2 separate regions of the Homo sapiens genome follow, and region 2 is linked to region 1. A link is a contact called in ENCODE Hi-C data. All regions are on one chromosome and are shown on one strand. Each heading gives the region's core, a stretch centred on a gene start or an enhancer-like site at or near the end of the contact. The rest is flanking DNA. Distances are from core to core; before and after follow the strand shown.

Region 1 (2,700 bases), core at 2-2,501:
AACATCTTGCAGAATTAGATAAAGAACACAAAGCTGGGGCTCTCCTTCCAATCACCAGATTACTCAGCACTTGTTTGTCCCTCTGCAGTCAGTTGTGCACATTTCTTCTGTCTGGCCATCCTTTTAGACCGCATTCTGCCTAATAGGGACCGTGTATTCGATTTCCTTTACCTCACGATAAGGTGTTATTTTAATAAAACACTGTTGATCTAGAGTACATTCGCTAGAGGACTTTCTTAAGCAAATACCCAACCTTCCCCCCGCTCCTTTTCGCTGTGTGCAAGAAAAAGAGGACGGCAAATAGGGGAGAGTTACAGCCACCTCTGAAGTGAATAGGTAAGTTAGCGGTAAACGGGAGAATAAAAAACTACAAGTTACATTTCTCCTGTTACTGCTCCTTTAATCTACGGTCCCCGAGGCCAAAACGGATGTTTGAAAGGTAAGCTCAGAACCCCACAGATACAAATCTCCGACTCAGGCACGTAAGCTGTTCCCCCTCACAGAAGGCTGGATCAGAAGAGAAACGGGCTCCGAGACCGACCCTGGGACCGTTCAGTAGGGAAACGGCCGGGAGGCTGCCCGAGGTGGCTGACTCCCCCTTCTCCGAGTCACCCCGCCCTAAGAAGCCCCAGGTCTGGGTTCTGAAGTCCTCCAGTGAGACGGGGAGGAACAGCGGTGGCGGACACAGCGGGACCTGGGAGGGGTGTAGGGGGAAGACACAGGAGATGCGGGGGGCTTGGGATGCCCGGCTTCCTGTCATAGCTGCAGTCACTTACCCCACGGGGTAGCCGCCCCCTAGGTGCACATCTTCAGGGGCATCATAGAATTCCTCGGTGTCGCTTTCCGACGCCATTTATAGGACACACCCGCGGGTGAGGGGGCCGGCGCCGCCTGGAGGAAGGGTGACTCTTGTCTCCTCCTCGTCGACCTCCACCCGGGCGAGACTGGGGAAGTGGGTCTCGGGCGAGGCTGAGGGAGCAGACGATCTGTAGCGAGGAGACTGTTAAGGAAAGGGGGCCGCCCTCAGTTGCCGGGCTTCGGGAATGACCGGCAAAGCGGCCGCCTGAAGAGGCGGCGGTTGGTCCAGGGAATGTTGCTGCCACCGCTCCCAGTGATAGGTGTATAAGGAGCGCGAAAGAGGCGGTGGCTCCTCGCAGTAAGGGAAGAAGGGCGCGCCGGCTACAGCGGCTCCAGTTTCTCCCGCAGCAGCAATTTACAGCAGCTGGAAGAGCTAGTTGCCCGCAAAATACCGACGCGCACCTACCCTCGCGAGATTTCGGAGGGGCGGTAATACGTGGGCGGGGCGAAGAGGTGGCGGGGGCGGTTCCAGAGAGGCAGCGCTCCGATTACTTCGGCCCGAGAAGCCTATCAAAACGGCGCAAGCGCGTTGAGGGCGTTCGGTGAGGGCCGGAAGTAGCCGAGAAGGGAGGGGGTGAGCCTCCCGAAGGGAGGAGTCTAGGACCTGCGCAGGAGCAGCGTGGTGCCCTGGCTCTGAGAGCGCGCGGCCGACGTAGGTGGGGTCAGGCAGAAAGTCTTACTCCCTAACTCTGCAGTTCCAAAGAGACGCGTTTTGAGAGGGGTGATTTTGAGTCGGTCTTTTACTTGTAAAGAAATACTCTCGGGAAACGTTGGTGTGGACATTTTGGCGTATATTTACGATGTCTTACTATCCAAGCCCGGAATGTCCCACCCTAGGGCGTCGGCAGGTCCACCACCTCTGGCGTTACGAGAATAACTCGCCCTTATTCACTACGAGATCTCTAATTGAGATCCCTAGATATGATCCTGCCGGCCAGAGGGTGGGGTCCTTGAGATATACACGGGGAGTGTGCCAGTTCCATGGTGTAATGATGGATTTATTGCTGGAGCTGAGCCAGTATTAGGCCTCCGGTTACTTTTTCTCCGCACATGTCTGTCGCTGCCAACACAGTGTGAGAGAAGTTCTTACATACTGCCCAAGATGTGCGTCAGCTAAATGGTAAATATTTATTGAGCAGATATCATTGCAAGCCTACGAGCTAATGGCTTAATTCTGATCCTCAACTGCCCAGCGTCCGGTGATAAAAATAGAAAGGTACTTTTTAAAAAACCGAGATGTTCCTTCTTAAACCACGGGTCATTGACCATCAAGGTGATAACATTGACTTTCAGTATGATCACACAGCATATTTATTTCTCCAACTGACATCATGATAGGCATTTTGAGCTGTTCGTGCAGCCTCAATTAGTATTCAAGAAAAGGCTGGATTGGAGCCAGGGGTATGGTCTCAGAGAAACTGGAAAGGGGCTCTAGACTTTGTCAAGCAATCAGGGCAAGGTCTGCTGTGGTCTAGTGGACTTGGGTAAAAACCAAATGTCATATACTGTATATTCTATAATACCCCAGGGAGTTTAGGGAAAACACTGCGTAATCAAATATATTAATATTTTTGCAGCAAGATATATGATTGTTCATACGGGATAAATAAATACAAGTAAATAGCCTCATTCAGTTTGAGTCAGACGCTTCTGCCAAATAAGTTTAAGATAGATCTATTTGACTGTCAAATAAATTACTAAAAAAAAAAAAAAACAGAAACTTGGTTTCCAGAGCTTTTGAAGTTTCAGAATTGGAGACAAGGGATTTGTGGATCCTTGTGAGGGTATGACTTTTGTCAAACCTAAAAATTATTAGGTTTTATGTGTCTTAAACATGTTAAT
Region 2 (2,749 bases), core at 29-2,528, 410 kb before region 1:
GATGGCTTGGGCCTGGGTGGTTGAAGCCGCAGTGGGCAATGATCACACCAACTGTACTTCAGCTTGGGCAACAGAGCAAGACCCTATCGCAAAAAAAAGTAGGATCCTTGATATCTGCCCCCTTGGATGCTAGTGACCCACCACTATCTTGGAATTGCATCTTGAGCGACCTCCAGTGGCTGTGCAGATTGTTCCCTGCAAAAAGACATCAACTGAGGGCTGAAAGCCAGCCCAAGTACCATCTGCTCTCAGCTTTGGTGAGAGCCTGCTTCAGCCCAGAGGAAGAGGAATGCTTTTTCAAATTGGTCAGTCCAGGTTTTTTTGTAATTCATTCACCCAGAGGAAACATTCTTTTAACAATTTGCATTGAGACTTTGTTTTTGCTAGTATATCCCCAAGGCACTTCCCTATTTTTGTCTTAGAAGAACCCCAAGGACTAGGCTACCATCTGCCTCCAGTGCCACCCTGATTCTAATAGCTGGGATAATTTTCTACCCAGTCTGCCATGGAATGAGATACAGTTTTAAGACTTCTTCCCTTCTTTTCCAGTCCCTTATATAGACATAGATTCTTTAAAGGTTTTCCCTGCGGTTTTACCAATAATGATTCCAGGGAAAACAAGAGGGGTTAATAGCATAATAAACACATGGATGCTGCCAACTCACAAGACATCTTAAAAGCCTGTGTAACAGCTCTCCCTAAACTTTACTACAACATCAACAGCCAGGCTACTCCTTCTTAGTAAGGCTTAGTTCTTTGGCCCCTTCTTAGCAATTCTTTAGGGAGCTGGATCTACTCAATCCTTCTCTCTTTTTATTCATGAACCATAATATTCCTCAGTTGCTTATACCTCATAAGTCATCACCGCAACCCTGAATATTCTCTAGCTTTGGATCCTACCAAACATTCACAACTTATTTATGGAATACCTACTATATATCAGGCACCAGGAGAAACAAGACACAGCTCCCGCTCTCAAGAGAAACTGAAGCCTGTAGCAGGCTACCACCAAGTAACAGGAAATGACAACACAATGTGCTGGGTAGTATGACACAAGAAATTGCAAGGTGCCGTGAGACAAGAGGAAGGGACACATGTCTAGACTTGAGAGGTCAAGGAAGGCTTTCTGGAGAGGAAATGGTGTCTGGGCTGAAATAAGGATAAAGACAAATAAGAGGCATCCAAATGAAAAGGAAAGGCCTAGGCTACAAGAGGATGCAGAATGTTTCCACTATTCTGTTTGAATATTCTGTTTGAAATCTAGTGTTGTGTTTGAGTATTTGAAGAAAGCAGTCTGAGGAACTGAAAGAAGTTTGCTGCGGGCGAATGGTAGGCTGCAAGAGGGGCGGGGGTGCATGGAGGCAGATGCAACCGAGTCTGGAGAGGTTGACAGGGGCCAGGTCTGTCATAAAGCGATTTGTCTGTCATGCTGGAGAGTTTGGACTTTAACCTAAAGCCACCAGGGAGCCACTGAAGGGTTTTAAGTAAAGGAGAAACAACAGGTACCAAGAGTGAGCAGGTGAAACTACAAAACCTCAAATGAGATTTACATCAGGGGGGGAAAAAGAAACAGACCTCAGACATAACCACACAGAACTTCTGGCTCCACCTGCAGGATTTCCCAACTTTGCCAGGAGGATCCTTCCACCAGGGAGGAGTGCGGATGTGAATCCTGGGGCAACTTTGGAGGTTTTCATCCAAAAATGTGTGTTACTTTTTTTTTTTTTTTTTTTGCATTCTATTCCATGATATAGCCATGAGTGTTTTAATGTATCAAAAATGCTTTCCATCATGTCATCAGGCAAAATAGACACTCTAGCATGAAAGGCCATGTTTATCCAGTAGCTTCACAAGTCTTGGACATGGCTCTCCACATCCCATTCTCTCAGAAGAAGTCTTAACAAATGACAGTCAGGGAACAAGGCCATGTAGAGGCAGACTGCCTATGCTAGGTCTCCCCTTCTCCACCCTGACATCACAACGATTAAATACCTCCATTTCTCAAAATGCTCTTCCCCAGAGGCCAGCATCAGAGAAACTCCCCCATCTAGGCAGTCTTCCTCCTTCATCAAAGCCTCTCAGTCCCCTCTCCATCCACCCATCCACCTCCCCTCGACCACCACCCCAAGCTCCAACCTAACTTCCCACAGGAATCTATCTATCCCTCTGCAACAGCCTTCAGCATACACTGTCTTACTTAATTTAATGCAGGTCACTGTATCAGGCACTATCTTCTCCTCTATATTTTGAGCTTTAGGAGAGAAGAGATATGTTTTTTGTCTCTGCTGTGCATTCAGTGGTTTATCCACAAAGTGTTCTAAATAAAGGTTTACTGAATTAAACTGGATTAATCTGGTCTTTCTTCCTTGTTCTGTTGCTAATAATTCTAGGCTCTAAAGGGAATGATGGAAGACTAACTTAGAAATTTAACAAACTTTGTAGTAGATATAGTCACAAATACCAAATACTAAAGTATCAAATATCAAAATATCAAAGTTGTTTTGCAGGAAGCTAAACTACTTTTTGAGGCTGGGTGTGGTGGCTCACACCTGTAATCCCAGCACTTTGGGAGGCCGAGATGGGCAGATCACTTGAGGCCAGGAGTTCGAGACCAGCCTGGCCAACACGTTGAAACCCTGTTTCTACCAAAAATACAAAAATTAGCCAGGCATGGTGGTGCATGCATGTAATTCCAGCTGCTTGGGAAGCTGAGGCAGGAGAATCACTTGAACCCAGGAGGCAGAGGTTG

Evidence for each region. A loop is a pair of places that touch in the nucleus more often than their neighbours do. Pooled maps may share reads with other maps.
Region 2: a loop to region 1 is called in a pooled map, with 5 times the contacts of the local background. The contact joins the enhancer-like site here to the promoter of WDR44 in region 1. A Hi-C loop is called at or near these places in 3 of 37 single-sample maps with no recorded cell type and 3 of 50 pooled maps.

What each region holds. Positions count from the first base shown.
Region 1 is chrX:118,344,657-118,347,356 of GRCh38, reverse strand. WDR44 (WD repeat domain 44) reads right to left here and starts at 1,251. Exons shown (of 20, transcript NM_019045.5): 1 at 777-1,251. The coding sequence starts at 853. RefSeq lists enhancers at 576-1,119, 1,661-1,710, 1,901-2,020.
Region 2 is chrX:118,750,885-118,753,633 of GRCh38, reverse strand. All of the region lies in intron 4 of IL13RA1 (interleukin 13 receptor subunit alpha 1), which reads right to left. Among named protein-coding and RNA genes, the nearest start is that of IL13RA1, 25 kb to the right of the region's middle. RefSeq lists an enhancer at 1,289-1,388. Within about 2 kb of position 1,278, at least 3 of the 41 ENCODE cell types and tissues checked have a DNase peak (open chromatin) inside an H3K27ac peak, as active enhancers do.